Regions from separate parts of the Homo sapiens genome. Here regions 1 and 2 are each linked to region 3. Evidence: chromatin loops called from intact Hi-C (ENCODE). Cell type or tissue: A673. All regions are shown on one strand.

What was found. Hi-C counts contacts between places; a loop is a spot of excess contacts. Peaks named below come from ENCODE experiments on the same cell type or tissue, not always from the same donor. Only the 100,000 strongest peaks of a DNase experiment are listed, where the experiment ranks them.
Region 1: a loop joins it to region 3, with 14 times the contacts of the local background. A loop is called at or near these places in 2 of 110 quality-filtered maps.
Region 2: it touches region 3 in a loop (7-fold over the local background); 23 of 110 quality-filtered maps call a loop at or near these places.

What each region holds. Positions count from the first base shown.
Region 1 is chr1:199,157,073-199,165,072 of GRCh38, forward strand. LINC02789 (long intergenic non-protein coding RNA 2789) reads left to right here. Exons shown (of 4, transcript NR_147896.1): 2 at 4,351-4,413; 3 at 5,393-5,498. All of the region lies in intron 1 of LOC107985243 (a long non-coding RNA gene), which reads right to left. Among named protein-coding and RNA genes, the nearest start is that of LINC02789, 12 kb to the left of the region's middle. In A673, no CTCF peak of the experiment used is centred here; DNase peaks (open chromatin) are centred at 2,919, 3,749, 4,399, 4,919 and 2 weaker places; H3K27ac peaks cover 8,000 bases.
Region 2 is chr1:199,548,062-199,556,061 of GRCh38, forward strand. No RefSeq gene overlaps it. Among named protein-coding and RNA genes, the nearest start is that of LINC02789, 400 kb to the left of the region's middle. In A673, CTCF peaks have their summits at 2,716 (motif pointing left) and 4,130 (motif pointing left); DNase peaks (open chromatin) are centred at 2,700 and 4,090; H3K27ac peaks cover 3,628 bases.
Region 3 is chr1:198,767,674-198,775,673 of GRCh38, forward strand. No RefSeq gene overlaps it. Among named protein-coding and RNA genes, the nearest start is that of MIR181B1, 87 kb to the right of the region's middle. In A673, a CTCF peak has its summit at 4,076 (motif pointing right); a DNase peak (open chromatin) is centred at 4,108; H3K4me3 peaks cover 292 bases; H3K27ac peaks cover 5,207 bases.

The DNA of each region.
Region 1 (8,000 bases), 390 kb after region 3:
TCTATTTAAAACAAAAGTAGGGGAAATAATCTACACATGAAATCCCTAAAGATAATTATGGTGCCTCATTGTATACTAGACTTTCTAGAAGGTTGTATCAAGTCTGCTTTCTCTGTACAAGTGCTCTCAAGGAACAAGGGGACACCCCTAGGTGCGTTCACTGAGGAACACACATGCAGGAGCCAAATGACTTCACACTCCTCAGTCAGAGAGGGCTAACATGAATTATAGTCAAAAGAAAGACAGGCACAGAACTGAACCTATCCCTGAAACTGGCTTCTCCCAAATATCTTTTCAAAATATCACCTTTCTTTTCTTTAATATTTTTCTTTGCCTATTTCTCTCAAATCCTGAAAAGGAGAAGGGAAGACAGTAGGCCCAATAAAGTGCAAATGGGAAGAAAGGGTGGTTAAAAACGATGACAGGTGTAACTGAAATCTGGAATGCTGTTAAATTTTTAACTCTCTCTCCTAATTATAGCCCTCCTGACACTTTCTGTTTCTGAGCTCCATCAGTGAATGGTGGAAATGACCTCAATACATTTCATTAACTAGATCTCAGATTTTTTTTTTCTTCTTCAATCACTTAAGCAAAGCAACTCTCAAGCCTGACTGTCCTGTAAAAGGTGAGGTCTCCTTCTTGAAGCTGAATCACTCCCTTGGGGTTTGAGGGTCATTTACCTTTGGTTAGTACAGCAGATGGAATGTTGTATGCTTGGCTCAGGGCTTCTGGCTGAGTGCCCTGGACTGTGAGGACAGTTGCTTAACTCAGAAGGTGGCTTCAGATTCCCCCTACCATCTTTCCAGGGCTCCCAGCTACTTGAGAAAGCTATAAATTACTGTTGTTAAAATGTTATACAAGAAACTAAAATATCTCAACAGCGTAAAAACCCAAGCCATTCAATTATTAATTAAAAAGGCAAATGATTTAAATAGATATTTTTCAAAAGAAGACATACAAATGACCAATAGTATATGAAAAAAAGTTCAGTATCACTAATCATCAGGGAAATGCAAATCAAAACCACACTGAGATCTCCTCCCACTCCAGTTAGACAAAAAATAACAAATGCTGGTAAGGATGCCTATAAAGCGGAACCCTTATATGCTGTTGATGGGAATGTAAATTGGTACATTTGCTATGGAAAACAATGTGTATGTTTCTTAAAAACCTAAAAATGGAATTACCATGTGATCCAACAATCTACTACTGGGTATATATCCAAAGGAAAGGATATCAGTATGTAGAAGAGATATTTACACTCTCATGTTTGTTGCAGCACGATTCACTATAGCCAAGATATGGAATCAATCTAAGTGTCCTCAACAGATGAATGAATAAAGACAATACACAATGAAATACTAATTTATATATACATATATATGTGTGTATATATATACAGACACAAAATGAACATATATACACATTGCATATATATACTACATTATATTATATGTAGTATACAATGTATATACAATGGAACACCATTTAGCCATAAAAAATTAAATCAAATCATTCAAGGCAACATGAATGAATCTAAAGGATATTATGTTAAGTGAAATAAGTCAAGCACAGAAAGATCAATACTGCATGTTTTCCCTCATATATGGAAGCTAAAAAAGTTGATCTAATAAAAGTGGAGTATAGCATTGCATTTACTAGAGGCTGGAAAGGGTAGGAGGGAGAGGAGATAGGGAGAGGTTGGTTGACAGGTACAAAATTACAGCGTAAACAGGAAGAATAAGTTATAGTGTTCTACAGCACTGTGAGGTGACTAAAGTTAACAACATTTTATCGTATATTTTCAAATGTCTAGATGGGAGAATTGTGAATGCTTCCAACACAAATAAATCATAAATTTTTTAGGCAATGGATTTGCTAATTACCATGATTTGATCATTAGACAATGTACACATGTATCAAAATATCACACTATACCCCCCAAAATAGTACATTTCTTATGTGCCAGTTAACGTAATAAAAATGTAGGTACGGCCAGGCGCAGCGGCTCATGCCTGTAATCCCAGTACTTTGGGAGGCTGAGGCGGGTGGATCACCTGAGGTCAGGAGTTTGAAACCAGCCTGGCCAGCATAGGGAAACCCCATGTCTACTAAAAATACAAAAGTTAGTCAGGCATTGTGGTGCATGCTTGTAGTCCCAGCTACTCAGGAGGCTGAGGCAGAAGAATCGCTTGAACCTGGGAGGCAGAGGTTGCAGCAAGCTGAGATTGAGCCACTGCACTCCAGCCTGGGCCACAGAGCAAGACTTCATCTCAAAATAAATAAATAAATAAATAAAAAGTAGGTACAGAATTCCAGATCAGATGTGTGCCCCAAGAAGTGATTTAAATAATAAATTATTGTTTCATTTCTGCAACATAGAAATGAGGAGCCAGTTTCTTAGAAAAATGAAAAAGAAAAAGACTTCATTGTATGAACATTTATTTCTTGGGCTTTTATTATAGTTACATTGTAGCACTTGTGTTAAAACTCATACATTTATCAAATAACCTAATGGTCCATATAGAGCATAATGAATGCTTCACAAATTATCAAAATTCTCTTGGATAGATGAGGTGTCTACATTTACTGAGTGTTTTATTTTTATTTTTACTTTTTGTATGCCAAGGTTTGTGCTAGGTTGCTTGCAATGTATTATCACACTTACTCATCACAGCTGTCCTAATGCTAACCTCTCTTTTGAACAAATAAAAAGTTGGAGACTTAGAAATGAGAAGAGTTTGCCCAAGTTTACACAGTTAATAAAAGACAAAATCGGGATATAAGAGCACTTGCTGTTTCTTATTACCACACTATTGACAGAAAATTGCAAAATGGCAGAATTTGAAACTGAGTCTCCTGCCCCTGAGTGTGTGTTCTTTTAATTATGATTCACACATTCCTATAAGCGCCTGAATTTTTCTCATGGAGTTAAGAATTGGCAGTGAACAACAAAATGTACTGAAAAATTCATGGGCTTTTGAGTAGGAATCCCCTGAGTCTAAATCTCAACAAAGCCATTTATGAGGGGTATTATTTGGGGCAAATTATTTAATCTCTCTAAGCATTCATTTCTATCTCTGTAAACCAATAATATACATTTCATAGGTAAAAATGGAAATAAAATGTATAGCATGTATTTGATATTGTGAAAAAATGCACATAACATCCATAGCATGATATTTGGCACTTAACTGTTGATACTCGATTATATAATAGACAGTTAAGTTTTTTCAAAATTATTCTAATATTGGCATAATACAAAAATATTTTGAAAATATATATTTGCCTGAGTCTATTGAGGCAAGTTGGGGTCCAGGAGCCTACAGGATAGGGGGGTGATTTAAAAGCGAAGATAATAAAAAGAAAAAGAAAATTAGTTTCTAAAATGCAAAAAGGAGGTGGAGGAATGTAATAGCATTACAAGACAGGCTAATGTCTTGAGATAAAATTATCCAAATATGTCCTTCCTCCCTACCCTCTTTCTCTTTCACATAATAAGGACTAAACTACCACTAACATGGATGGAGTATATCCCTCCATGTCTCCATGCCTATTACAGCAGCCAAGCACTACCCAATAATGAGATAGTAAGAGAACCCAGAGAAGAGATGGTATATTACATAAGTGGGGAAACACCAAGGGCAAAGGTAGTCCTCTAGTACCTCCTCTCCCAGTCCCAGTCTAGACAGAGGGAGTTACAATCCAGATTTTGAACACTTGTGCTCCTTGATTTTCCTTCCCCTATCCCTAGGCCCTGAAAGTTCACAATCTTAATTTATATTTTTTGGTGTTTTGTTTCTGTTTTGCTTTGTTTTGTATCTGACGTTCTCTACTTGCACAAACTTTGCCACCATGTTTAAATGACTTTGCATAGGGTTGGTAGTTCCTTCCAAGGAAGGAAGGGAGGGAGGGAGGAAGGAAGGAAGGAAGGAAGAAGGAAGGAAGGAAGGAAGGAAGGAAGGAAGGAAGAAGGAAGGAAGGAAGGAAGGAAGGAAGGAAGGAAAAATTATCACAGCAAGCAGTAGGGGACCTGAGGTCTGAGAGTAAGATCTTATTAGTCATAGACAAAATTTAAAAAATACTTTTCTTAGTGTGATTAAGTATGAGTAAATTTGCAACTCTGTATAAGAATCTGTTCTCACTCTCAATTCTCTAATTCATATTTTGAATATCATTGAAATAAACTTTACATTTCAATAAAAATACTCAATTTAGGTAGTAAGAAGCATTTTGATTGGTGTTAGATGATGACTTGAAATAAGTAAACTGACTGGATTATATTAATATTTTAATTAATATTTTTCCTCTCTGAATATTTTTCTTTCCTTTCTCTTCCTTCTCTTTCAGCATGAAATCAGCTCTGTGCTGAATGCCTCAGGGAAGGAATGTGGCAGAGAACAGAAAACAAAAGTAAGCAGCCATGGCTGTATTCATTTTCTAATTAATTCACTCATTTACTCTTTCAGTATATAGCACTGCTGAGAGAATTCCAAAATGGTAGCTTTTTTCCTCCTAAAATATGTCATGTCAGCTCATAACTTACCCTTATATTCATTTATTTAATAAACAAATATTTGTGTGTGTGCTCTTAGCATGTATCAGAGTATTCTGGATGCCGGCTGCCAAAGGTAAAATGGCAAGAAGACAAAGACCCTTTTCATGTGGAAGTAGAGGGCAGATAATTTTAAAAAGCAAGGAATTGCCTTGATGTATTTTCTATGCCCAAACTAAACTCCAGAGAGGAGAAGAAACATTGCGATGTAAACACACAAAAACAGAGAGACCTGAAAGGAAAAGGATTTTCCTCAGAGAATTATCTCCCCTCAGATTAAGAGAAGAAGGCAATGATGAGAGACCTGTGGTTTCCTGCCGGGGCTGAAGGTACCTCCCCTCCATTTCCTAGGAAAGTACAGCAAAAGGAGAAAATGGCTTCACACTGCTTCTGGGCGAAGAGAACATATGCCCTCTCTCCCAAGATTTGCCCACCAACCATGCTTGGCACTGAGGCATCAGAGAGAACTAAGGGACTTGTAAAGGCCACATAGGCCAGGATGACAGCTGTCTCAGCAGCTACAGGCATGGACTCACAGCCAACAACCAAATGGGCCATCCCCAACTCCTTGGCATTAAGACCTTAATATCATAGTGAAATCCTAACTAGAGAAATGTCAGTAAGGATTGGGGCTTGGGAGTTCAGGTATTTTTTTCCCAGCAGTCTAGTGGAATTTGTTCTGGAGTCAGAAATTAGATAGCTTATAAAAATTAAGTAATATATCATAATTTTTAATTTCATAGACTGAGATATCTATTACACCAGTACGGTGCTTGGGTAATCTATCGTGGCATCTTTCTTTTTTTAATTTTGCATTTTTTAATGTTTGTATTTCAGATGGTGTTTCGCTCTGCTACCCAGGCTGAAGTGCAGTGGTGTCATTATTTCTCACTGCAGCCTCAAACTTCTGGCCTCCAGCGATCCTCCTACCTCAGTCTCCAGAGTAAGCAGAATTATCAGTGTGAGCCACTATGCCTGGCTCTGTCTTGACACTTTTGTATTTTTCAACGCCACATTGAAGCAGCTGTCAAGTCCTGTCTCTTCCTGCACACTCTGTGTGTGTGTGTGTGTGTGTGTGTGTGTGTGTGTTTGTATATTTCTCAAAAGTATTGCTGCCTATCTTAATTACTGTTTCCTTGGCTCATCTCTCCAAATTGCTACCCTAACCAAATGTCCCTGCTTCCAGTTTTATTATCTTTCAATCAATGCAATACCCAGTGCATTTTATTTAAAATCTGTATCTCACAATGTCTCTTATCTGTTTCATACCCTTTGGTGGTATCTATCTGTCACAGTTAAAAACATGACCCACAAGCCCTTCCAGGAACTGGTTTTTCTCTTCTCCAGTCTTCAGCCTTAGCTCCCTCTACATCTTTCAGTTTGGTTTCTGATCCAGCAACATAGCCACATATTTTTTTCCCAGTTTTAGATCCTTTGCTCATGTTGTTCCCTCTGCTTGGAATTACCCTCACTTTGCACTCACTTTGCCTTTGTAACTTCCACTTATGCTTTAATGTTCAATTCAGGCATCCTTTCCATCAAGATAGTCTCTGATTTTGCTTTAGTCTACTTCCTGTAGTACCACTGTAATTTATGTAATAATTACACATAACTCCATTTTATATTCTGTGGACATCTAATTATGTATCTGTCTCTGCCCACAAACTGTGAGCTCTTTGAAGGCAGGAGCCATGATCACCAATCTTTAAGTCTCTATTACCTACAACAATTTCTGGCCTAAATAGGCATTCGATTCATGTTTGTTGAACTGAATAAAATTATCTAAACAGAAATCTGGCAACACTTCAGGGATCTTTCATCAGGAATCTAATTTTAGAGAATCCAGATGTTTCCAGGCAAGCAAATTAATGTGCCAGTAATTCTTCAGGGTCCATCAATGTATACGTTGTCTGATGAGTTTAAGGACTGATCAGATGCTGTTTCACAGACGTGAATGTCTAGAGCTGTTCCTGAGGTAAGACACTTTAATTATGTGGATGTGCCCTTTAGATTTGTATTCAGTGCTATCGTCATGATTACCAGAGCAATCATGACCATAATAATAGCAAGAGTCCCTTGCATTTATATAGTAGCTCATAGTATGTAAAGCATTTTCTTACACATCACAGCTTTAAAAGATAAACAGGGTAGGCATTATTATCTCCACTTCAGAGATGAGATAACTGAGGTTTAGAGAGAGTAAGCATGTGGTCTAAGACCTCAAGCCCATTAAACTGCAGAGCCAGAACTGAACTGACTTGTTAATCTTTGATTCATGCTGTCTGCTTAAATTCATGTCAACGATCATGTTTTCTAGAGGAAATAGGAATTGCCTATCTAAGCTCACTTCTTTTCATTTCAAACCTAGATGCAGGATGTGCCTAAAGAGAAAGAGAAAGAGAGGCATGATTTCTGCTACATGTCATTACTTTGGGTTCTTCAAATAAATCAATTAAATGTAAGCAAACTTCTAGTAAATAAATGAGTAACTATAATTGCTATGGAACATCTAAAGGTAATGTAATGGATAACTAATTGTTTTCAACGTGAGTGTAGGATTGGCACACAAAATTGGCAGAAACAAGGCAGCGTCTTTTGGGGACTTCTTGATCTCATTTATTTTTCTGTCTCTTCTCCCTAACTCACCACTATACATGATAAACTTAAAGCAACTAATCTCTCAATAACTGTTCTGCACTCATGTCTTATTTCCTGTCCTACCTGTCAAGTGCCATAGAGTAGCATTAATATCTTATTCAGTCTTATTAATTCATTTAATAAGCATGAATTAAATGTCAATTGCGTGCCAAGATTCTGATATACTCGAACGTTACCAAGATGAATGAGACCAAGCTAGCCTCAGCTCTCGTGTGGAGTATGCAATCCAGTGGGGGAAGATAGGTGACAATGAAAGCAACATTCCTGTGGGTTTCAGAAGTATGTGGTAGCACAGTGATAGCCCCCAAAAATGAATAAACCATTTAGCTTGGAGGATTCTAGTGAGACATCAGAGAAGATGCATACAACCTTTGAGCTTCAGTTTTATCATAAAACTAGTAGATGGTCAATAAATGGCACATAGTAGATGGTCAATAAATATTTGCTGGTTGATTAAGACACAATCTGGTACAAGTTATTACAACCCTGCTAAATTCAAATCACTATAGTATACTCCCTCTTAGAAACATTAGCCTTATAACTTCATCTGAGTTTGTGGAATTAAAAGTTTCTCTCTGTATTATAGAAACTTCAAGCATCCGCAAAAGACTGGGCAAGACATCCTTCCAGCTATATTTGACAATCACCTCCCTTGCCTATGAGCAAGGTAGTAAGCTTTTTCTCACAAGCTGTTCACTCTGAATGAAGAATTTGTTCTTTTTCGGGGGACTGAGTGTCTCTTACATGAGAGAGGTTTGTTTCTTCCTGCCCAATTTGAGTTTTTGTG
Region 2 (8,000 bases), 780 kb after region 3:
AGTACTGGAGCCTGACCACTTCTACCCCTTCATGGGATTCTTCTAACAAATTTTGCTCTGGAGCTCTTCATAGGCCTGGCCAAGACATTCCTTCTAGAGGTATACTACAGTTTAAGGATCCTCCTATTCCATCCTCCTTTCTTTCCTCCCACTCTTCACAAGAACTAGGTTTGCATGAAGCTCTGAGGCTCTCCCCTGCTACTCGACTTCCTCTCCCCTTTATCCTTCATAAACATTTCCCCCAGTAAATCTCTTGCACTTCTATCTTGACATCGGCTTCGACAAGTACAATCAACTTTTTCTATTTCTCAATTCTGGGTCTTGGATACACTGTTTTGTCTAAACAGCTATTCTCCCTTTACCTGGCTGGCTTTGACTTTGACCACAGACAACAGATACCGCTTCAGGCATCACTTCTTCCAATAAATCTTTCCTGACCTCCCCACCATCCCCAAATCTATGTTGGATGTTCCTGCTAGAGATTCCTTAGTACCATTTACATGCCTGTCTAGCCCTCATCCCTCTGATTTTTAATTTCTTTTTATCTGTCTATATCCCTCCCCAAACTATAAATGTCATGATGAAAATACCTGTATTCTTTCATCATACCTAGTATCTACCACAATGCTTTACAATACTTGATTTTTTAAGGACTCAATAAATGCTTGTTGAATGAATAACAACACAAAGCAAGAGAATAAAAACCATGGAAACCAACCAAGAGTGGACCCAGAGATAAAGAACAAAAGTGAAACTTAGAATTCCACTGACTTAAACACACACACACACACACAGACACACACACACACTCTTTAGACACTTTTAAAAGGCACCCTAGAGCTTCAGAAATGAGCAAAGTGAGAGTTATTAAGGGCATTGACCTACTCAGACACAGATCTTCAGAATATTGGTGTTTAGCCATGACATTCCTTTCATTGGCAACATAGTCCGTTCTTGCTGAGGATGAGACTGTCACCGCACACTGAAAGTAACCCAAGCCACATGATGCCACCAGATATAACTCCCTAGAGTCACCAGCTTTATTTTGGTCAGTGATAAGAACCACTCTACCTATGAGCAGTTTATGGCACTAACTCAAATGCACAAAGATTTACACCAGCCACCTGAGAACAGCATAGAAGGTTTCTCTCGGAAGTTGTTCCTCTAGACTTCTTCTCATTTATCCATCCAATTTGCTCTTGTATTCGTTCCTGTCAACCTGACCCCAGATTCTAAGCTTTATATCCCACATTCAATACTTGCTTCTAATACTATTGGAATTAACGACTCTCTGACTTCGCTTCTTTTCTGCACAGGTTATGTATTCTTCTATGGTCTGGGGCTTTTTGTGTTCCAGCTATTTCTGTGTCCATCTTTATTTTGAATAAAGACTCTCTACTCTTGCCCAAAGGAAACACAAAAAAAATCCTCATAATTATAGAGACCATTTCATGGGGGTGGGGGGCGGTAAAAAAATCATTGTAATAATATTTATTTTAAAAGTTTATCATCTAGAAGCCACAGGAATTGCATTCCTTTTTCTGAGTTATAAAGAATTACATGCATGAGTACACAGTAAGTTCTGCTAAGTCAACAATGGTTTGAAGATAGTTATTATAAAGCCATCAGAAACTGATGTCACTTCAATTGGACACCAAAATTTGACATGCCTGGTAATGTAGCCCATACGGTAGATTTGGGTCTTAATGTATCACTTTCAAAAAACCTTAAATTCTCAGGGGAACATGTGTTAAAAAGAGAAAGATTACCTGAATCTATGTAGATTTTCCAGGATACTACACAGCCTATGGAGCCGAGTAGGAAGCAGAAGCACTTCTTAGGTGCAGCTGTAGCACCTCAACGTGGAGGGTGAAGTCTGGAAAAGGATATCTAAGTAGAGCTTTCAGGCACATGCAATCTTAAGGAGGTGGGCAAGGCAACAGTATCTGAGGCGGAGATGGAAAACCAGGGATCCGAAGGAAAGGAATAGCAGGTTTATAAAAGGACAAGTAAAAGGAAGACCAGGAAAATATTAGAGACAGTAAATTACAGCCCACAGCCCAATCCAGATGTCAATTTATGGTATTGCAGTAGCCACTGCATAAAGAGGTTAGTGAACTACATTTAACATGTGTGCATTTCATTTTATTTAATGATTAAGCTCTTTAATTCTTTGTGTCTATGAAAAGTCACAGTCAGAAAATCCAGATAGACTATATTAATCAGAGCACATAATTCTAGTGGTAGACATGCTTATTCCCAAAGCCTGGATATATTCCTAGAGCTTTTGCAGTGCCTTGTTGTCTTGAGGTAAGAAATATGGTTGGCTCAGCAGCATTTGTTAATTTATGTAAGAAGGAAAATGAATCACATATAAACATATGGAAATATCCAAATGCCAATTTTTTTTTAGGTTAGTTCTTTGCGTCCTCATTTTCCTTTTAGCCTGGGGTTTACATTATCAACTTTTAACATTAAACAGACTCCTTGCTCTTAGTTTTCAAATGCGTGTATGTATGTGTGTGTATGTGTATGTGTGTGTGTGTGTGTGTGTGTGTGTGTGTATGTATATATATTTCAGACTAAGTAAAATTAGTGTTTTCTTTGGACAGAAAACTGACAAAGAATGGGAAATCCTTACTTTAGAATATTGCAGTTAAGGGTCATGAACATTTAAGCAGGAGTTACTGCCATCCAGAGGCAGAAAGCCATGAACTGCCATATCCTATTACAGTTTTACTATAAAGGAAGTAAGCCAAGAAAAATGTGTAGGTTGTTGCAGTTTTGCTCATTAAATCATCAAAGAATGGAAAACTAATACCTAGATTCAAGTGTCACTGGGTTTGTGCTCCTACTGTCATCATGAATGACGGAATATATTTAGCATTCTTCAAAGCTTTCATCGTGAAGGAGAATGCAGCTTTCTGTGATCTAAGGCTAACCATTTCCATAGACTCTCCAAGCACAACAGTGTAAAACATCTTGAAAATAAACTCTTGTATATTTCTTTGAAAATATTGTTTTGAAGCCACGTGGTACCTCAATGGAGACACTGAAATTAATATTTCTAGTGGCTGATGAAGGCAGCCTATTATCCTTCAGCACAGGTAAAATATCATATTTCCTGGCTATGAATTTTCTGTTAGGACACAAGGATATCCATCATATAAATAGTGCTCAGCAACTACGTGTAGTTTTCAACAAAATATACACAGTAATTAATTTTAGCAGCATTATCCTGAAAGAGTTTGTGAAAGTAAAAAGAGTTTGTAAAAGAGTTTGCATAGCTGAAAAGTGTGCTGGAATTATACTGAGGGACCTGCTTACTATACAGGCTCAAACTTAGAGAAAATGATATGTTGTTCTTCTAACACTCTATCACTTGACATTGCGTTTTGACTGTTTAACAGTCTGTGTCTACAGCAATTCCAAAGGCCAAATTTCCCCTGGAAATAAATAAATACACAAATACATTAATTCTAGAGTCTTTCTGCTTATTTACATTTTTGTGGTAATCCAAATTCAAACCCTCCATCAATTTGAGTTTTCAACAACAGGAAAAAGTAATGACTCCAAACAGGCATTTTACATACCCTTGACAGATACAAGGGTAACTGTTTTGAATACTTTTTAAATTTTGAATACATGTACACAGACACTTACACACACATAATCACATACACACAGACAATGTGAATGATAAATTCAGTAAAAATATAGTCTGTCTGTTGATCAGTCCTGCTTCAATATTCTAACCAGCTTCTGCCTACCCAAAGGATTTAAGGGTGGAAACCTTTTGAGTAAAATAAAATAACTCATAATGGGATGAGAAAATATTATTAACTATTTTCACGCTGCCAAAAGTATTTATTGTGCATGTTAGAATATTTTTTGGAAACCTGTGCTCGAAGCTGCTAAAGGGGATATGGGTAAAACTTCACCCATTAATAGTATAAATAATTTTAACTTTAAGGAAAAAAAGCACCAAAGCAAGAAAGCCTACATTTCTGTAGTGCTATGATCCCTGTCTTAAAATCCTTTTCCACTTTTTGTTTGTCAGTATCTTTCCGTTAGACTTCTTGCATGTACAGGGTTCTCAGCGCCCTCTACTGGTTTTCTGCCTCAGGTTTAAAAAAAAGAAAAAAAAAGGGAATAAAGCAGTCATTCAAATCCTGGGCAATGGCACTCTCCTGACTAAATAGAAAGGAAAAAAAGAAAGACTTATCTATGCTGATGCTATTTATTAGACTTCTTGTTGTCTTAATAAATCACTGTCTTTAAATTGTTTATTTATTCCAATGATCAGGTGTGAGGTGGGTTGTTTCTGAGGACTTTCAAATCATTATTAAGTCTTACACTTCAGCTCCACGATAGGAGGTAGCAACATAAAACAAAGAAAAAATACTGAAAATACATTGCAAATAAAACTGACTTATTTTATATAGGCATAAACCATTTATGAGTGGCATAGGACAAGGTTTGGTGATACAAGCACACTGAATTGTTAACAGTGGTTACCTATGAAAAGAAGATCGGCATTGGAAGCAAGGGTATGGGGTGAGGGTGGGCATTTTCCCTCGTTACTGTATACATATGCATTGTTTAAAATTTTAACAGAGACTGTATTATAATCTTACCACTTCTCATCTCATCTCTTGCTACCATTTCCTTTCAGGCCATTATTACCCCTCACTAACCTCCTACCTGCTTTCCCTGCATCCTTCTTGATCTCCTACCGCTTTCCCTCCAGAGAAATCTTCATAGAACAGTCAGGGTAATTCTTCTTAAATATGATTCACAGCATGGCTTTCCCCCTGTCAAAGCCAGCCAATGGCTCCCCATCATATTTAGAATAAAACCCAGTCTCCTTTGTTCCCCAAATTCCCCCCAGATAATAATGCCTGGCCCTCAATAGGTGCTTTTGTAATGAGTATTTTAATGAATACCAAATAGATAAACAAGACTGTACTAAGGTATTATCTTAACAGTCTTTAAAAGAAAAAGTAATGAAATTGGAACAATAGTGAAAACTCGTTGCTAAATAGCAGTTCAACTTGAGTGAATTCACTTTACCTTTCTGGATCTTATTTGTCACATGGACTAAATAATGATCCTAGGTCTAAAGTTTTAATGGGCCAAGGTCTCAAGTTGTTACCCATAGACACAGACATAAACACACACTCACACACGTGCCAGCTGTGTGCTTATTATAGATGAAATCCTATCTTAAGCTGTTTTCTGATGACATTGCACTATACAAATGACAGAACTCTGATAAATATAGGTGACATTATTGAGCATTTGCTAAGTGCCAGCACTGTGTTAAGCATTTATAAATTTATTTAGAGCTTAAGATATATTTACTCATTTATGCTTCAAATAACCATTGATGTAGGTGCTATGAGTAATTTACAGATTAAGAAAATGAGACATAAATTAAATATCATTCCCAAAGTCATATAGTTAGTAGGTGACACATTGGGATACAAACCTCTTCTGTCTGGTTGCCTCAGCCCAAGTTACCCCAGACCAGTGACAGTCACCAGATGACTGCCAGATGCTGATTAGCTTTGTCTCACCAGTGTCCACCTGACACTAGGAATGGACACATCTTCCCAAGTTATACAAGAGATGGATGGATATGTGTACAAAACTGGGCTTCTGTTATAAAGAAAAAAGAGGAAAATGAATGGTATATGTGCAAACAGTAGTGTTTCTTAGAAAATGAAAACTTGTTAACATCATAAATATCCACCAGTAACAGAGGGAAAGTTAAGTAAATGATTCCATATCATAAAGATAAAATAGGATGAAGCCACTGAAAATGATAACATTGAACAACAAGAAAAATGCAGAGATACAGAAATGCAAAGAGAAAAATCAGAAAGCACTATAATTATAATTATGCGAAATTGTACATGCATATAGACAAAGAATGAGAAAAAATGTGTGTTTACTTTTTATTTTTAGACTTCTATTATTCCTGATTTATTATTGTTTGTATAGCAAAGAAGAAGAAATCCAGTAATCAACATGAATTTTCATAGCAAAGACTTGGAACCAACCCAAATGTCCAACAATGATAGACTGGATTAAGAAAATGTGGCACATATACACCATGGAATACTATGCAGCCATAAAAAATGATGAGTTCGTGTCCTTTGTAGGGACATGGATGAAATTGGAAATCATCATTCTCAGTAAACTATCACAAGAACAAAAAACCAAACACGGCATATTCTCACTCATAGGTGGGAATTGAACAATGAGATCACATGGACACAGGAAGGGGAATATTACACTCTGGGGACTGTGGTGGGGTGGGGGGAGGGGGGAGGGATAGCATTGGGAGATATACCTAATGCTAGATGACGAGTTAGTGGGTGCAGCACACCAGCATGGCACATGTATACATATGTAACTAACCTGCACAATGTGCACATGTACCCTAAAACTTAAAGTATAATAAAAAAAATAAATAAATAAAAAATAAATAAATAAAAAAATAAAACAAGAGGACCAAGAAAAAAAAAAAAAAGAAAGCAAAAAAGGAGCAGGAGTAGCTATACTTCCATCAGAAAAAATAGATTTCAAGACAAAAATTAAGAAGAGACAAAGAAGGTCATTATGTAATGATAAAGGGGTCAATTCAGCAAGAGGATATAATGATTATAAATACATATGCACCCAACACTGGAGCACCCAGATATAATAAAGTAAATATTATTAGAGCTAAAGAGAGAGATAGACCCAAGCACAGTGACGGCTAGAGATTTCAATACCCTACTTTCGGCATTGGACAGATCACCCAGACACAAAATCAACAAAAAAAATCATCAAATTTAATCTGTACTATAGAACAAATGGACCTAGTAGATATTTACAGAACATTTCATCCAACACCTGTAGAATACACATTTTTCTCTTCAGCATATGGATCATTCTCAAGGATAGATCATATGTTAGGTCACAAAACAAGTCTTAAAATATTCAAAAAATTGAAACAGTATCAAGTATCTTCTCTGACCACAATGGAATAAAACTACAAATCAATAACAAGAGGAATTTTGCAAACTATACGAACACATACAAATTAAACAATATGCTCTTGAGTGACCAGTGGGTCAATGAAGAAACTAAAAAGGAAACTGAAAATGTTCTTGAAACTAATAATAATAAAAATACAACATACTAAAACCTATGGGGTCACAGTGAAAGCAGTACTAAGAGGGAAATTTATAGCTATAAGTGCCTACATCAAAAAACAAGAAAAATGTCAAATAAATAATGTAATGACATATATTAAAGCACTAGAAAAACAAGAGCAAACCCAACCCAAAATTAGTAGAAGAAACAATAAAGATCAGAGCAGAAATAAATGAAATTGAATGAAAAAACCATACAAAAGATTAAAGAAATGAAAAGTTGGTTTTTTTGAAAAGATATATAAAACTGACACACCTGTAGCCAGACTAAGAAAAAAAGAGAGAAGATCCAAATAAACAAACTCAGAGATGAAAAAGGAGACATTACAACTGATACCACAGAAAATCAAAGGATCATTAGTGACTGCTATGAGCAACTGTATACCAATAAATCAGAAAATCTAGAGAAAATGGATAAATTCCTAGACACATACAACCTACCAAGATTGAAAAATGAAGGAATCCAAAACCTGAACACACCAATAACAAGTAACAAGACTGAAGCCATAATAAAAAAATCTCCCAGTAAAGAAAAATCACTAGCATCTCTATATGCAAACAGTGAACAATCTGAAAAAGAAATTTTAAAATCCCATTTATAATAGCAACAAATAAAATTAACTACCTAGGAATTAAGTTAACCAAAGAAATGAAAGAGCTCTACAATGACAACCATAAAACATTAATGAAAGAAATTGAAGAGGACACAAAAAAATGGGAAGATACAACATGTTCATGGATTGCAAGAATCAATATTGTTAAAATGTCCATACTACCTAAGGCAATCTACAGATT
Region 3 (8,000 bases):
CTATATTTAAAATGAATCAGAATCTAGAGTCTTTGTAGGGCTTTTCTTTTGCTAAAATCCTTAAATCCTTATTTTCATTCATCTTTTTTTTTTTTTTTTTTTTTTTTAGACAGAATCTCACTCTTGCTCTTTTGCCCAGGCTAGAGTGCAGTTGCATAATCTCAGCTGACTGAAACCTCTGCCTCCTAGGTTCAAGTGATTGTCCTGTTTCAGCCTCCTGAGGAGCTGGGATTACAGGTGCATGCCACCACGTCCGGCTAATTTTTGCATCTTTAGTAGAGACTGTGTTTTACCTTTTGGCCAGGCTAGTCTCGAACTCCTGACCTCAAGTGATCAGCCCACCTTGGCCTCCCAAAGTGTTGGGATTACAAGTGTGAGCCACCACCCCTGGCCTCATTCATCTTTAATTAGGATGATTTTATTATAAAGTGAAAGTGGGTCTTATCAAACTTCTTTATGATGCTGTTTCCTTCTGATCTTGAATATTTGAGAATATCTAGCATTTTTATGATTGAAAGAAAGCACAGCAAAAATTTAAAAAAAACATTGAGAGTCATTTTTTTTTTTGGTCCCAAAGAATTTTATAAACTTAATTTCATGGAATTCTGTCATTGATTGTTGCTGTGCAATGCTGGAGCCAGACCAAACGTTTTCTCTTATAAGCATTAATTGTGTTTTCTTCCTGGATGATTGTATGATTCTTTCTTGATCTTTGAAATTATGAAGTCCATCTTGCTCAATCTTGGTGCCAATCTTTCTGTATGGATTCTTCCTGAGACACAATGTGTATTTTTAATCTTTATATTCAGATTTTAATTTTTTTCACGAAATTTTAAATTTACTCTATCTTTGAATTTCTCTTTCATGCATTTGGCATCCTTCAGGGGCAGTTGTTCAATTGTCCACATCTATTAGTTTCCTTCAGATTTTTAAAGGAATCTCTTTTGTTTTTCAGCGCTGACTGTTTCCTGGATAATTTGCTCCCTTCTGCCTATCCTGTCAATTTCTTTCTGTATCTCTTTTTCTCTCTTTTACCCATTTCTTCTTCTTTGTGTATTTACGTGTGAAAGGGTGAAGATACAGAACCTTGTTTTTGTATTGAACATCTGCATTCCCTAATTTTCTTATATTTTATTGCCAATTTTAAAAATCTCATTGTCCTTTCATTCTACTCTTCGAGAATCTTCAACTTTTTGTATCTTCTATTGATGTTTTCTCTCTTAAATATAATTTCATTTCCACAAATTCTTTTAAATTTATTCTCAGGGTATTCATTTTTAATCACCTTGTATAGGTGCTCTATGATGGAAATAGCTCTCTGAGCATATTAGTTACAACGTTTTCCTATTCCAGGTATTGCTCTTTTTATCTATGTTTCCTTTGCCCAGCTCCAGACTTCCTTGATGAGATAACCTGAGCTCTTTTCCAGTTATCGTAAACATCAATGCCTTTAAGACACCTTCCAAATATCGCCAGATCTGTAAAGATGGTCTCACTGCCTCACAGCCAGAATGTATTAGTCTCTTCATCTTACCTTCATAGCACATTGATTATAATTCTACCATAGTATATATCATATTCCACTGTAATCTTTTTATGAGTATCTCCCTTAGGGAACATCATTCCTCAAGATCAGAAACTATACCCGTACCTATCCGTATAACTTTTCTGTAGCAACTTGCAGTAGTGGAAACATCTAAATGTTCAATAGGTATGTTTTAATTGCTATTATAAGAATAAACCACCTTGGTTTTAGTCATGTCTGAACTTTTAATTTTTTTTAGTTTTTGAGACTTTTCTAGAGAGTAAATTCAGGTTCACAAGAAAATTGAGAAGGCAGGATGATATCCTATATACCCTCTGCCACTATGTATACATAGCCACCCTCACAACTTTTTTGAAATATAAATTATATCAACCTCCAGTAAAATATTTACTACAGTTAGTTCTCAACCTTATTATCATTTTTTCTCAACCACATCACTCACAAACTTGGTTTTTTGTCTTAGAATAAATGTTGTGCTGTTTTCCCCAGCTTCCAGGATGCTTAGCTGCTTTAGTTCTCCAATGGGACTAATCATTTTCAACAATTTCACTGCATGCTTTACCCCCTGTGTCTTTTCTTCATCTTGATTCACCTTAACAGAGTTCATCCCCCAGTGAGCTTGCCACTTTGCCCCTTGTCTTTCAAGCACCTGGCACATGATGTGTTTGGGGGACATTTACTGGAGGTGTTTTAAGTGGAAGGAAGCAAGCTTTTTGGGGGCCTTTATGGTCTGCCCCAAACCCCATTTAGAGAGCAGAGTAAATTTTCATACAACACTGTGTCAGTGAGACTGGGACACGAAAGTGGGGGCTTAAGTAAGGGGAATTCAGAGAGGAACTTTAAAAAGTGACGGAATGAAGCCAAGTATACTTAGCAAAGTTGTTCTGAGGCTTCTCACTCTTGAAGATTTTTTTTTGACCTGGAGGGGAGCACCTGGCTGTAGGACCTCTTGCTTAGTTTCTTTACCCTCACTAAAAATAATTTCACACTCCACCTACCAAGTTTTAAGACAGGAAATGGGGATTGCTTTAAAGGAGCTAATAAAATATGATGCCCCAGAAGTCTCCATTGGAGTTTTTTCCCAGCAGACATGTGCAAAAATAAATGTCATTAACTTCCATCTGGATGCATATTGAACAATTTCACTGCATCAAACCAAACAGGTAGTTCTGTCATAGGACAACATATAGCACAAATAATGTAATGTTTCATGAATTTTACAGGGATACAGTGAAGTGACTTTATTACTAAATGGGCATTTAAAACATTAATAATTTTATTCATGAGAATCTATATTTTTAATAAATGAAGTTTTATAAGTATGAAATAGCTCATGTTCATAGAAATAAGCTCAAAAATAAGTGAATTTTACCAAAGGAAAGTATAATTTCTTTGTGGTATTAAATAAGAGAAGCACTTGCTTTTTCCATTGTGTAAAGCTCTTTAAAGTTGGGCTAACCCATTATAGACAACAAAGTAGATAGTCCATCCAAGTTCAGCAAAATAATCATATTTGAAGCTAAAGTTCTCCATAAAGGAACATCTCTAAATTAGAATAACTGGCTTGATGATTAACACTAAATCATTAATTTAGAAATAAGACTGATATTTAATCCTGTACAATCATCAAATCTTTAAAGAAAATGTAAATATTCCCCAAGAGGTGAGAGGCAGTGGATTCATGATAAATGCACTGTGGAAACTCTGGGCTTTGTTTATATACTTGCTTGATACTGTTCTTCAAAGTCTAAAAAGAAAATCTTGAAAGAATATTCAAACTTCTCAACAGTTCTGACCCCAATAATTTATCATCTAAAATATTAGAAGAAATAAGTCCCTGAATGCTCTCGGGAAAGTAAATCTTCTCTGAGTTGGCAGCAGGATTTCAATCTCAATCAAACTGGGTCTCCTAAGTCTTGATTTATGAGAAGTAGACAAATTTTTCTTTAAAAAAAAAACAGAAAACTTATAAGGTTCACATACAACCTAAATGAATTCTGTGGTGTTTGTATGCTAGAGATAACAGAGAAGTAAATTATACAATGATCTTATACTTTTTTATTATTCTAAATGAAATTTTTATTAATTAGTAAAACATTTCATAAGCATTCAGTTTTTAGATGTGGATTTCTAAGAGTTTTTCTATGTAAATATAATTTACTTATTTTTAAATTCCAACTCTTCCTTTCTCTAAGACCAAGTTATTAATGTTTTAAATAATTTAAATAATTAGTTTGACTAAATTTATCCTCTGAGGAAAAAAAATGAATTTGTGAAGACTGGATTTTCAGTCTTGGACACTTTTTCATCCAAAATATAGATTTCCTTTCTAAATGAATGCTGAATTAAAAGCAAACTTTAAAAAACTATGTTTTTATCAATTTATTTTTATATTTTATTATTAGGTAACATGGAATAGTAATTCATGGGAACAATCTATTTTCTCTGGGATAATTTTGTTATACTGAAATATTTTTAAATAGATGTGTTTGAATGCCTTTTATCACCTTGTTGCAGAAAACAGAATCACCACCAGGTTGCACTAAAACATTTACAATGGCTTGATTCTGATGGGGGTGGGTGGGTTTCTAAATGCTGCAACCTACATGTGCATGTCAATAAACCATACAGTACTGTCATACCTGCTTTCATTACAGGTTTTCAGGAGTATGCTGATATTTTATATTACTGAGGTTGCCTACACTTACTTAAGAAAAGTACTTATAGAATAAATCAATTATATTCTTCCTGGGGAAAATATTTTTTTTTTCTATACTGTGTTTCATACAATCTTCCCAAAGTGGACCAGCCTGGTATCGTTACTTACTCTTTATTGAAATCCATTCGTAGCTCACTGACGACAGCAGGCAGTCCTGGGAAGTGAGTGCCTTTTTAGAGTCAGATATTCCACTTGTAGATTTCTTACTCTAATTTTTTCAGCCATATACCTTTCTTCATTTCACACAACACTAGCAAGCAAAATCTATCTATCTATCTATCTATCTATCTATCTATCTATCTATCTATTTTTTATATATATGTATATGTAGATTATATATTTTTTCTGTATTTTATATATATATATATATAGAAAAAAAGCTACAGTTTGGGTCATATTTTTCTTTGACCCAAATCCAAACAGTGTTACAAAGGCTTTATGTATCTTGAGACATATAAAAATACATTCCCTGAAGTTCATTTATGTAATGTACTTTAGGCTATGTGGAAGACTCAATAAAGAGTCTTCTCTGCCAAAATATTTAGTTAGCAGTATCTTAGTTAGATGACAGATTAAGTTCATGTAAATTTAGATACTCCAACATCTTCTCTGGATACATTTTGAAATGAAAGAATTCACTAAATAACAAAATATAGTGGTAAACTAGACATATTTAATAAAAATACTATAAGAAATATATATTTTAGAAAAATGTGTATGCACAAATCTGTGTTTATAATTTAAAAATTAGAAACAGTTATGATAACTCATAGTAACAATATTTCCTTACTAGAAGCCATTTCTGTCTTCCTGCTAGTTGTGGTCTTGTTTTTGTACATTATTTTCCTTGGGCCCCAAGCTTATCTCTGCTGGACTCTTCATCTTTAGAGGTTATGCCTCTCACAATGCTGGCTTTAAGGTCCTCTCTGAATCACTCAAAAGCTGGGGTTTGCAAAACTCAAATATCTTCAGAGGTTAGGAAAATAACAAAAACAAATGAAAAAACTTGATAAAATATTAAGTGGTGGCAGCTTCAAAAACATAGAAAATATATACTTTACTGAAAAGTACTCAAATTCAATTATTTTAAAAACATGGTTCTGGCCTGACAAAACACAGCAGCCTGAACGTTGGCCACCTCAACACTATATTTTACCAGTCCTATTTCCATTGTATAAAACTGTTGCTGTTGGTCTGCTGGGTTACTTTTCTCTTTATCTGCCTCTGTTGCTTGCATTTGTATACTGTAAGTTCCATGTTGGGAGGAGGAAGAGCAGGAAGAAGAGTAGGAAAAAGAGGAAGAGGAGGAGGAAGAAGAAAATGAAGAGGGAAGAGACAGGATCTCCCTTTTCACTCCAGGGAAATAATGACTCTTTTGCTCATTTATATTTACCACTTGAGACATCACCTTAGTCTGTATTGGGCTCAGTTTCCCTATACAACATTTTCCAAGATTTCTGTTTAACTTTGACATTTGCTTATATCCATTCCTCTTACTGTGCGGCTCCCCGCCTCTAAGAGTAATTACTCAGGAGATCTAAAACTGTCTCTTAAGGCAAAGCTTCCCAACCATATGAAGGAGGCCCTTGTATACTTTGACATTGATCCTCATATCCCTCACCTTGTTCTGAAGCCACGGGAACCTTGAGGTTACCTGCAGGGATAAAGAAGGCTCGCACAAGAATTAGATCTTCTCCTGCATCCTCTTTACTCTGCTGTGTCTTTTTGTTGAGACAGAGTCTCTCCCTCTGTCACCCAGGCTGGAATGCAGTGTCATGGTCCCTGCTCACGGCAGCCTCAACCTCCTGGACTCAAGAGACCCTCCCACCTCAGCTTCCTGAATAGCTGGGACTACAGGCACATGCCACCACATCTGTCTATTTTAATTTCTTTATTTTAAGTAGAGATGGGGTCTCCCTATGTGGCCCAGGTTGGTCTTGAACTCCTGGGCTCAAGTGACCCTCCTGCTTCAGCCTCTCAAAGTGCTGAGATTGCACGTGTGAGCCACCATGCCTGGCTCCAGTATGTCTTCTAACTACTTCATTTACTCAGAGCTCTTGAGGTGAACAAGTTTGGAAAGTACTACCTTATGAGAAAATATGGCCCCTTAACCACATGGTCAGTTATCATTTTGGTCAAGTGTTTGTCATCTGCAAAACATCTTCACAGGATTGATTAATCTGTCCTTATGACCTGTATTGACTTCAGACTCACTATCACATATCTGTGGCATCTTTGATTTATAGATCCCAAGAAGGCAGACTCTTATTTTATAGAGCATATAGCCTATCTACTTTGTGTGCTAAGAAGGACCAGGGGGAGAAAGAGGACTGTCACCAGGAGGAATGTGTCCCAGAGAGGCAAATCGTCTTTTCTTATTTCCCCTAGCTTTCTTCCTTTCTTCACAGCTTCATGGGAAAAGGCAAAACATCCTTGATTTTTATACAAACCCTTTCTCTCCTTTTCAAACTGCTGCTGTCCCAGGAGAGGTAAATTCTTTTTATTAATTATAAGTACTTTAAATTTTCCTTCATGTACTATTTGTGACTAGCGGTTTGAACCAACTGGTTTTGCAGCTTGGGGTTTGGACCTTTCATTGCTTTTGTGTTTGTAACTCTTCTGCCCATTAATTTAGGGTTTTCTTTCCTGTCCTGATGCTTTGCCTGTTCTCCTTACTCAGCTAATTTTCTGCTGCCTCACTTGACTACACGCATTAACATCTTACAGTTTAAATATCCAACTTTCTACTTCTTTTGTGCTTAATCCTGACTCTGACATTCAACTATTCCCTGGTCTTGTTGAATTGCCTCCTTTCAGCCTATTCTGACCCTTTCTTACTAAATGATCTTGTACTACTTTCTGGTTTCCCAGTCTCAACATCTGCCTCAAACTTTACTCCAGTTCCTCCAAAAATTATTCCTGGAGCATTTAAACGAGTACGGAGAACTGTACTCTCACCCATGTGGTTTTTTTCCAAGAAAATAAATTTTACTCAAAGGTAAAACATCAGATCTTGTTTTCTTCTGATTTCTGGCCAGTCCTCTCCCATTTCAAGTGCTAGGAACAAGGACGTGCCTGACTCCTGCTCATCTTCTTCTCTCTCACAGGGAGCTCTCAGGGCAGAGGAACTTCTTCCTCCAGCCTTTGTTGCTTAGTGAGAGTCATTTATATTAATGTGCCTTGCAATGAGAAGTCAGTCAGGTGTCATGAAATTCATTGTCATGTAGAACATAAGGAGTGTCTACCTTATTAGACTTATTTTTTTTAAATGGGGACATAACTGTTCACTTTCCTTCAGAAAATATTGTATTGAAATAAGATAATTTTCAAAAATAAAGGCAAACATTTTACGTGTTTAATTATGTTTTTTAAGTTGTATTGATTTTTTTTTCCTGTTTGAGTATCCTTTTCTATCCATGTTACTGCTGTATATAACAATTGATTGTTAGAGAAATTGCTTGACTTTACCTCTCACCTTTGGTTAAAAATATAAAGAGCTACTTCACTCTTTAGATAGATAGTTTTTCTTTTATCCTTAGTAGTACATTGACTAACATTTTACACCACCCCCCCTAAAAAAAATCCCCAAAGGGAATCAAAATGAAAAAAAAATGAAAAAAAACAAGCCTATTATTTGTGTCTGCTTTTAGAACTCAAATTAATTAGTTAGATGAAATCAAGTTCTATTATTAATCTAACTAAATATACTGAGTATAGAGTAATTTCAGACATCTT